2 separate regions of the Homo sapiens genome follow, and region 2 is linked to region 1. The links are chromatin contacts, found by Hi-C or POLR2A ChIA-PET in ENCODE. All regions are on one chromosome and are shown on one strand. Each heading gives the region's core, a stretch centred on a gene start or an enhancer-like site at or near the end of the contact. The rest is flanking DNA. Distances are from core to core; before and after follow the strand shown.

Region 1 (5,277 bases), core at 1,724-4,223:
ACTGTAAAATTGAACAGATTTCAATTACCTTCATCAGCTTAAACAATGGAGAAGTAGTGGAAGATTTTCATGAGGTACACAATCTCATCCTTGAACCTAATAACTATATACTCTTTTACAGATTTTGTAGTTATCCTTTTTTGCTTAATCAATCTTGGTGGCAGCAAAGTGTTTTGTTTATGTCCTTGCATCTCAGATTCTGCTGTGTACAAAGCACCTCTCTAGATGGAGTTTCCCAGCTGCCAGAAATTGGAATCATAGACTTTTTGAGCCAGAAGGGCCGTTTCATAGGCATCAGCTGGGAACTTGTTAAACCTACATTAATAAATTGGGCCAGACCAACTGAATAAAGAACTCTGGAGGTGTGGTCCAGCAATCTGGTTTAGAAAGCCCTCCAGGTGATTCCAAACCACACTCAAGTTTCAGAATTCCTGACCTGAGTTTCACCCTTTGATTTCTCTTTCTTTTTCGAGACAGAGCCTCCGTCGCCCAGGTTGGAGTGCAGTGGCGCGATCTCGGCTCACTGCAACCTACGCCACCCTGGTTCAAGCGATTCTCCAGCCTCAGCCTTCTGAGTAGCTGGGATTACAGGCACCCGCTTCCACACCCAGCTAATTTTTGTATTTTTAGTAGAGACGGGGTTTCACCATGTTGGCCAGGCTGGTCTCGAACTCCTGACCTCAGCTGATCCACCTGTGTCGGCCTCCCAAAGTGCTGGAATTACAGGCGAGAGCCACCGTGCCCGGCCTCACCCTTTGATTTCTTGATAAGGAAACTAGGTCCAAAGAGATTGTCACTAATTAGAGAAAATACTAGAATCTTTTCTAGGTAATTTCTAGAATGACGAAACATCCCAGAGGGAAATTTGTTTATTAGGCTAATTGCTAAGCCATAGTTGAAAAAATGCTGGGTGGGAATAAGTAATGATAGGGGAAGAGTCTGTCTACCATTTAACTCACCTGATGAGCTTCTTCAACATTATTTTTTGATCTATTGAAGTTTAGTCTGAAAGAAAAGTTTGCTTCATCTAACATTTGTTTTATTCACTTGATTATTCATATGTCGTATTCACTGAAGCAAGTTGATGTGTCATTTAAATAACTACTCATTTCCATCACTCATGCTCTCAAACTAATGAATCTTAGTGTGTGTGACCCTGCAGCTTTCATTTTTAACAAGCTCCTCACACTGAAGTTTGAGAACCACTACTACAGAAGATGGTTAAAGTGCTTAAGAATAAAACTAGTTGGACTAGACCAACATTTTCAATATCCTTTAATTTAGGTTCCACAGTGAAAACTCATACATTCTGCTAATGTATGTATCATGAAGCCAATATAACATTAGGGTTTGCTCCAGATATTTGTAATGATATGGTATTAAAGTGATTTTTTTTTTTTTTGAGACGGAGTCTCGCTCTGTCGCCCAGGCTGGAGTGCAGTGGCACGATCTCCGCTCACTGCAAGCTCTTCTCCCAGGATGACGCCATTCTTCTGCCTCAGCTTCCCGAGTAGCTGGGACTACAGGCGCCCGCCACCATGCCCAGCTAATTTTTTTATTTTTATTTTTAGTAGAGACGGGTTTTCACTGTGTTAGCCAGGATGGTCTCGATCTCCTGACCTCGTGATCCGCCCGCCTCGGCCTCCCAAAGTGCTGGGATTACAGGCGTGAACCACCGCGCCCGTCCTAAAGTGATTTTTTTTTGAAAGTATAAGTTTCCTCATCATCTGAATGAAAAAAATTCACTGTAGGAGGGCCAAGAGATCACCAGATTAAGAAAAGTGTTGAAACAATGGATCTTGTTCTAACTACACAAGTCTAAGATGGTACTGCCTGGAATCAACTTTGATTTTCCACAGCACAAATAAAGGTCATGGCTTCATATCTCAGCAATGGTCAGGAGTTTTAGTTTTTCCAGATTACATTGTGTGGGGTAGTCTGATTTAGGAAAACAAGACACAGTATCTGGAGAATAAAAACAGAATTATAACTCTGCAAGAGGAAAATTATCTGCCTTGAATTTTTGTAGCACTTAATGTTTTTTCAAGGTATTTTCACAATAAACGTTGATTTTATCTATGTAACAGCCCTGTGAAGAAGGCAATTACTACTAGCAAAATCGTTTTCAAAATTTTAAATACTGAATCCATGAATAGGAAAAAGGACAGCGAAGTTGATAGCATTAGAGAAATGACAGAAAAGGTTATGAGTGAGGAAGCGAATCATAGAAATGGCAAACATAAAAAGCTGAGGCCCACGGCACCGCAAACCAGGAGAGAAAGGGGCTAATCTGGCAGGGGAGAACAGCGTTAGTGGGGAAGTGCAAAGAGGCAGGGGCGCAGGAAAGCTGGGGTTAGGAAACTGCAATTCACTGCAACAAAGAGGATGAGGTCAAATCTGAGAAAAATGAAGTCAGGTGGCATTGAAAGCTGCGTGGAAGTTTTATTCCTGCCCTGTTGAGGTGTGATCTTTCACAGAGGAGGGTCCCAAGAGTGGAGGCTGTGCCCTCCTTCGGCCTCCCGTCAGCAGCAGAGGGAGAAAAGCCTCGAGAAGTTCCCTAGGCCGATGACCTCCATGGGGACGGAGCCGAGATGAGTCCCGGAGGGAGCCGGCAGGAAGCCAGCTGAGCAGGGTGGTGTGTTCCCGCCGGGCTAACAAAGGCCGCCGGGAGGTGGGGGCTTCTCCAGCCGCTCCAGCGGCGGGCGGGCGGCGGAAGGGTTAACTGCACCACCAACTCCCGCGCGCATCCCGGCCCCTACCCCCGCCGTCGCTAGGAGACGCCGGAAGTGGGGGAGGGGCCGGCGGCGCGGGCGAGGGTGGGAATCTTTTTCGGGCTCCCGGGGGCGGAGGGAAGGGAGCGCGCGTGCGCGCGCCCGGCCGGCCGTCGCCGCGGTGACCGTCCTCGGAGTCCGTCGGCTCGCGCCCCGCCCCCGTCGCCCCCTCCCCTGTCGCGCGCTGGGGCTGTTTCTCGCTCCTTCCGAGTTACCGCCGCCGTCGCCGCCGCTCCTCCTCTCCCGGTCCTGGGTTTCCTTGGCGCTGCGGCCGCCGCTCCCTCTGCGACCTGTATGAGGAGGAGGAGGAGGAGGATGTGAAGATGGCGGAGCTGCAGATGCTGCTGGAAGAGGAAATCCCGGGGGGCCGCCGGGCCCTCTTCGACAGCTACACAAATCTGGAACGGGTGGCCGATTACTGCGAGAACAACTACATACAGGTGCGAAGCATCCCCAGCTGGGCCGCGTCGGGGACCCCCCCGCCGGGGGCCGCGCGCCTCGGGGCGTGGGGCCGAGGCCGCCTCGGGGACACGGCCCAGCGGAGCCCCCGATGGGGGTGGGGAGCTGGGTGAGGGCTGGGGCTGGTGAATGGGTGGGAATTCTCCGGCTGGAGAAACTGCATTTTAAAAACCTTTAAAAAAGCGGTGAAGCAGTTCTCGGCGTGGTGCGTGTGTCGCGTCCCGCCTCCTCGCCGCTCCCGCCCTCGGCCGCCCCCGCACTCCGCGCCGGTCAGCGTTCCGGATGGCGGAGGGGGCGGAGAGTGGCATTTTCTGTTTGACGGAATCCTGCTCCCCACCTTAGGGTAGGGGTGTCGCGGGTGTTGACGGGTTACCTCCATCCCCCAAATTCTGGATGATTTTTAAGGGGTTATCTTGCTGCAGAGTGAAGTGCTTCAGGCTTCAGTTTTCTGTTCCTGTGAATGCTTCAGAAACCCTTTCTTAATATTTTATGTTCTAAAGGGGATACGGTAGAAGAGCAGCAGTTTCTTGTTGGAAGTTAATGCCATTTTTTTCCCTATGGAGAAGGATGATGAGCTGATTCCCCCCTCCCTCCTAGTTCTGTTAGAATAGGCAGTTTTCCTGGGGGTGGGAGGAGGACAGACTATGACTGTTTCTTAGAGAGAATTGGGAAGATGAACCTCCTGGTTTAATTTTTTTTTTTTTTTTTTTTTTTTACCGTGATGGATCGTTTGGCTCAAGGGCTGATAGTGGTAGGGGCGTGTGTATGGAGGCGGGGGATACCGGATGGTATGAGATCCAGCTGCTCCTGGATGAAGCAAAATATTCTGTGGATTAAAAAAATCCTTCTTTAAAAATTACTTGAAAGGATAGCAGGTTAAAAGGCACAGTTTGCAAAATCTAAAATCTTTTGCTTTTTTTTTTATGGTTATTTTGAATTATGGGTTCTGCCTCCATTTTTTTTCTTTCCCGTTTAAATTCTCTTGGGATAAAGATGGAAATGGAAGCAATATGTTAAACTGTTTCTTCACAGTCTTTTTTTTTTTCCTTTTTTCTTGCTCCCACCTCCATCTCTCCAGGGATCCTTCTTTTTTCTTTTCTTTTTGAGACACAACCTCGTTCTGTAGTCCAGGTTGGAGTGCAGTGGCGCGATCTCGGCTCACTGAAACCTCGGCCTCCTAGGTTTGAGCAATTCTCATGCTTCAGCTTCCCGAGTAGCTGGGACTACAGGCGCCCGCCACCACAGCCGGCTAATTTTTGTATTTTTAGTAAAGATGGGGTTTCACCATGTTGACCAGACTGGTCTCGAACTCCTGACTTCAAGTCATCCACCCACCTCGGCCTCCCAAAGTGCTGGGATTATAGGCGTGAGGCACCTTTCTTAACATTAGCTATATAGGAAAGCATTTTCATGTCTTAGTGTAAATTTTAAAAAACAGGTGTTACAATTTTATAGGTTCATAAATTTTGTAATGGCCACATTGTTGATCGCGGAAGTGAGATTTTGTTTGATTAGACATACTGTTATCTTGTAGACAACATTTGTATTTGAGAATGACCCGAACCACTGTATAAACCTGTTCCTTCGAAAGAGGCAGTTGACTATGGCTACTAGGAAAGGAATGTAGGCAAGATTAATACAAAAAAATACAAATGTCCACTTGTAATGTACTTTGCTGATACAAGTGGGGTAGAAAAGATTCAGAGGTTCAGGCCTGGGCGATAAGAGTGAGACTACATATCAAAAAAAAAAAAAAAAAAAGATTCACTTGCTCAATTTTTCGCTAAAATTGAAAGTCTTTTATGGCCTAGAACTGTGTGAGGGGTGGATGGTACATACCTAGTAGGAGAGGCTGATCTTGGAGGAAATTAATACCATGTAGTTAATTTATACTCTGTAGTGCACTGCTGGTACCAAGGAGGACTGGAGGAAGCAATGCTGTTCTGAGGGATTTCACAATCTCTAGTAGAGGCAAAACCTAAAGGAATGAAGTGGTAATTCCATTGCCTTGTGCAGCATATTATGGGGAAAGAGTTGCAGGTCAGAA
Region 2 (5,277 bases), core at 1,367-3,866, 84 kb after region 1:
TTTCATTGTAGCCCTCCTTACCTCCACCACTACTTCCAGGGAATTGCTACAAATATTGTTGGGTTAAGATTATCATGTATTCTTCTGTTTCAATAGAATGTGATCTCCTTGAGAGCAGAGACATGTTCATCTTTTTAGTTTTATTAGTCTTAACTGTATTTTGGAGCTAACAGAGGCATTTTCTCTTTATAAGAAAATGCATATCCTACTTTGTACCCATTCTAAAGGAAACTGTAACTGTAGAGTAATCTTTTTTCTTTCTTTTTTTTGCCGCTTTAGTTTCCACACATACCTGGCTTATTAGTGCAATTATATATGTTAAACATCTGTTGACAGTTTATTAGTTCTAGGCACTGTGCCAGGTGATTGAGGTGCAGGGAAATACACCTTGGGAAGGAGAGTGGAATGATTTGATTAAGGCCTGCACTTTTCTATACCATCAGGGAGGAAGTGTACCAATGAGTTGGGATTATGAAAAATTGTAATGACATAGCACCCGATTCTCAGAGGACGGTTTTGATACTGTTTTCCTAGCAGGTGTTTGCCACTTACTTAGTATGAAGTCAGTAAGTATTTGTCTAATTAATGAATGAAGAACCAGTTTACTTGCCTACAATTAGAGTAATAAAAGTATCCATTTAGAGTGTTGGGATGTAATATTTTTTTCTCTCTGTATTGACAAACATTTAAACTTGTAACCTTCCAAGGTAAAATTCAGAAAACAACATCATGGTAATCTGCAGAAATGCTTTCCTTGAGAAGGCATGATGTTAATGATATGAAAAAAGATCAATTATATATAATATATATATAAAACATGATTGTTATATATAAAAATGGGATTATGTTTTATATATATAAAACATACGATTATGTTATATATATATTTAACATATCTGTGTATGATAAATGCCTCCTGTTGTGATTTTCAAAAACTTACTAAAAATTCCCCCAGTACTTTGTTTGTGTTAATGAGTTGTCCCTCAACAGGGGATCCTTGAGATCACTGATAAAATGTTTGTGAATAGTAGTTTCCCTCCTTTATGTGTTTATTTTATTGTATTATCCTTTCCTTTTAATGTAACTCGCCCTTATCCCTTATCCTCCACACCTTTTTTGTTTTTGCAGTATCTCTTGCTCCTCCTCCTCCCTCCATCCTACAGGTAACTCCTCAGTTACCTTTAATGGGATTTGTGGCCAGAGTCCAAGAAAATAGTAAGTTTATGTCTTCTTTATGCTGTAGATCAGATTGTAGGCATAAAATGTCATTTATATGTGATTGACTGGATAGTCATTCATTTGCTGATACTTCAACATTTCAATATTATGAACAAATCACTGTCTGGCTAGTGGAGATAAAATAGAGAAATTTTCTACTTTTAAATAACTAATAGTAAAGACATAAGACAAATACATATAAAATAAGGCACATATAAGAAAAGAAAGATCACATCCTACTGAGGAGGTATCTTTAATCACTAGATATCCCATCTTTTTCTCTGGGTTGCTCAGATAAGTGGTAGTCTAGTTTCTTATCACTGGAGTTTTATGGGTATTATAGGTGGTCTGAGAATCTTCCTCCAGTTTTGTGATTCCAGATATCAGAAGGGCCTTTTATGGTAGGGCTCAGAGGACCAGGCTGCCAGTCTGTCTCCCAAGAAGCCTCATAGGTTGGCAATGAATTTCCCTTGGCCTGTTCAGGTAACTAATTTTGTTCATACCTTGAGTCTTCTAGGGAAGCATTAAGGGAGCTCAGGAGGCTGATGACAAATCAGGAGGCCTGTATCAACATTCAGTGAGGAATTGCTGTCACAGAGACCAGTGAACATAGACTGTATGATGGACAAATCCTCTTCTTATGGGCAGTCTTTGCGAGGGCCACATCACAATAATAAGGTTACATGATTTGCATGAATCTGAACTAGGAGAATGATATTAAAGATCTCATGTCATCAGACCAAAGTAGTCCAGTGTATATATCTCATAACAAGGATGGATGACTTCACTGGTGGGGTAGAAATATTTGCAATCTGTGGCTTAGGACTCCTGCTTATTTGGAAATGGGCACTGCCAGTACTAGAATGTAAGCTCTATAAGAGCAAGGAGTTTTGCCTGTTTTGCTTGCTAGCTGTTTCCCCAGCACTTGGAAAAGCATCTGACACATAGCAGGCACTTTTGGTCCCTGCTTTTTTCTGCTTCTGTAGCTGACCAAATGCCCCCCTTTTATCAGCACATTCTTCTAGATGTGGTTGTATTTTAACTAATAATTCAGTCTTACTGGCCTAAGGGCTCAGTGTCTTTCAGCTGCCTTTGCATCTCTATTTGCTAATTTCTGAAAATAGTCTATTTTACTTACTTTTGTTTATTGGAAGGTACTCCATGAACACCTGTAATGTTTACCACACCGTGACTTCATAAGATGTTTTGTTGAGTTTAAGAGCTATTTTCACATATAATTAGGTTGATTTCATATGTTTTAAATTATGCTATTGGGGCCGACTCTTCTTTAGCTTGGGTGTGACCCACACTGGCTCGAGGAGAAAACTGCCTCTCAGCAACATTCAACTATTAATAGTTCAGCATGTGCCAAGCACATCCATAGTGTGATCCTCTGCCAGGCTTGTGAGGTCAAGTGTGGGATACAGGGTCACTGTTGCCAGGTTTTAAAAAATGTCTGCTGCATCCAAACAGGATAAATACCAAGTAGAAAAGGATTTAATTACAGTACGAGAATTGAAGGACTTTCCAATGCTGGTTCCATTCTACATACTCCATACAAGGTGGAAAGTCTAAGTAAATGTCATTACAGTAAAATAATTTTTTTCCATCACAAATCCGGTTTAATCACAATGATTAATGATGGTAGTCACTTGAATAATACCCTGGGAGTTTTTTCTGTTTTTACTATTGTGATGAGTGTACACCTTAGAGAATTCTGCCAATCAATTGCTACTGCATGTTCTGTGAGATGTTGTCATTCATTTTGAACAAAAGTGGTTCTGAGCAGCTTCTGGAGTAAAGGCCAGATTTTGAAACTGACATTGAAGACTAATCCATTAATGAAACACGAATGTTTGTATAGCAACTAAGTGGTTATTTTCTTAGCAAAAAATGAGACTTGAAAGTTGAATAGGATTTAAAGCAGGATGTCATTGGTTTTCGCCAGTCACCAGTGAAAGCTGCAAGCTTTGTAGAAACAGCAAAATGTTTCATGAACCAAACCTAAGAAGTATTGTTTTAATTTAATAGTAAAGTGCATGACTATCACTTTAAGACTTAGGAATGTCTTAAGTAGATGACTGCAAAACATTATTATAGCAGCACTACCTATATTTTAAAAAGTCATTCCCTAATTTGACCACCCTATCACAGTTGATTGCCTTTTGGATTGGTCTTTTTCATCTTTTCCTACAATCATATACGTTTCTCATTTACACAACGTATAAAAAAATTGTGTATGAGGTGTGCTGTGACTAATTTTACAGACGTGGCAGGACTTAAACATTAGTCAAATAATAAACATTATTTGAATGTTTAAGTCTTTAAACTCTTTAAAACATTCACCTTGGAAAAATACATACATTTCTTTTGGTACATCTTCAAAGATAATTCTTTGGAATTATCTTCAAAGCTTTCCAGGTATATTATTTTGAAGATATTCCTTGGTAGCAAATACTCACTCTGCATTAAGTTTGATGTTTGGAAGAAGTCTGGAATAATTTGGAACCAGTTATAGTGACCCAGTTATACTGGGGTAAGAAGTACAGCTATGACCCTGTTATTCCCCTTAAAATCTTTCTGTGGCTCACCATGGCTCTTTGGATAGAGTCCAAACTGCTGTAAGGCCCTTCCTGCCTCATCCTCTTCAGCTTCCTGAAGCTGGCTACTGAATTTGGACAGTTCTTTGAAAGTTTCTTGCTTTCTTACCTTTGTACTTGCATTGTCTTTTTTTTTTTTTTTTTTTGGAGACAGTCTCACTCTGTCACCCAGGCTGGAGTACAGTGGTGCAATCTTGGCTCTCTGCCACCTTCCCCTCCTGGGTTCAAGTGATTCTCATGCCTCAGCCTCGTGAGCAGCTGGGAATACACGTGTGCACCACCATGTGCGTCTAATTTTTGTATTTTTAGTAGAGACGGGGTTTCGCCATATTGGCCAGGCTGGGCTTGAACTCCTGAGCTCAAATGATCCTCCTGCCTCAGCCTCCCAAAGTGCTGGGATTACAGGCGTGAGCCTCCCCGCCTGGCCTTGTTTTGTTCTTTGTATCTGACATGAAATATCAATGCCTCTGCCATCCTACCCTCCCCTCTTCCTCCCCATTAACTCTTACTCTTCCTTCAGGTTTCAGGAAGCCTTTCCTGACCCACATAACAAGTGTGGTTTATGCTGTGTGCTTCTATAGTATCTTAAAGCACACACTACACTCAATTGTAAATGAAGATTTGGTCGTTCATGTCTTCATGACTTTTGCCTACTGCCCTTTTCTCAATGCTGAGCATAATATCCAGCCATATTAGTTAATGTTTGTTGAATAAATACTAATGAAGCATGACTTGAAGTTTTTAAAATTTATCCCATCCCATAATAGTGTAGCTTTTAAGATAATAGGCATTGGAGTTCAGGTGCTTTTCCACTTACTTGCTGTCAGAATACTTAATCTTGGAAAGCCAGTCTCCACATCTATAAAATGAAAAACACCACCTCCCAATATAAAGATGAAATGAAATAATGCATTACAAAGGACTAGCTGAGTAATTGGAACATTTTAAGTCAAAAGTAGTAGCTTATTAAACTGGCAGTTACAAGAAAAGTAAAAATGACCAATGGCAGCATCTTTGAGTAATTTTGTAGTGTCATTTCTCAAGGTTATTGTTTTGAAAGTTCCTTTGGATCTATGGTTCTGTGCAGTTGTTTAAAGTCAGTCTTTTTATCTTACAAATGGAAATAGGATAAATTTCTCTTTCTCACCCAAGTATATGGTAAATCACATATCTATATCTTTTGTTTATTAATAAAAACTATTAGGATGAAAGACATTCTATTTAATGACTGAAGTTTTAAAGTTTATAAAGTAGATCAGTATAGAGGGGCACAGCAGATGGGAAGAATACTGATAAGACAGCATGGTGTTGATGTGGCTGCTCCCACCAGGCATCAGCAGTCTTTGAAAATCCATTTAATTCACCGGGCGCGGTGGCTCACGCCTGTAATCCCAGCACTTTGGGAGGCCGAGGTGGGCGGATCACAGGGTCAAGAGATCTAGACGATCCTGGCTAACAC

What was found. Hi-C counts contacts between places; a loop is a spot of excess contacts on that map. ChIA-PET counts read pairs that join two places held with the same protein, here RNA polymerase II (POLR2A). Pooled maps may share reads with other maps.
Region 2: a map of Right ventricle myocardium inferior shows a loop between it and region 1 (2.9-fold over the local background). The contact joins the enhancer-like site here to the promoter of ABI2 in region 1. A Hi-C loop is called at or near these places in 6 of 168 maps with a recorded cell type or tissue (CD8-positive, alpha-beta T cell, PC-3, Right ventricle myocardium inferior and 3 more) and 13 of 50 pooled maps. POLR2A ChIA-PET finds 5 or more read pairs at or near these places in 7 of 52 experiments (AG04450, GM10248, H1 and 3 more).

Annotation. Positions count from the first base shown.
Region 1 is chr2:203,325,421-203,330,697 of GRCh38, forward strand. ABI2 (abl interactor 2) reads left to right here and starts at 2,974. Exons shown (of 12, transcript NM_001375670.1): 1 at 2,974-3,211. The coding sequence starts at 3,095. RefSeq lists an enhancer at 1,861-2,831 and silencers at 2,633-2,972, 2,729-2,916, 3,193-3,542.
Region 2 is chr2:203,410,157-203,415,433 of GRCh38, forward strand. ABI2 (abl interactor 2) reads left to right here. Exons shown (of 12, transcript NM_001375670.1): 10 at 1,129-1,215. Among named protein-coding and RNA genes, the nearest start is that of ABI2, 84 kb to the left of the region's middle. Within about 2 kb of position 2,617, at least 3 of the 41 ENCODE cell types and tissues checked have a DNase peak (open chromatin) inside an H3K27ac peak, as active enhancers do.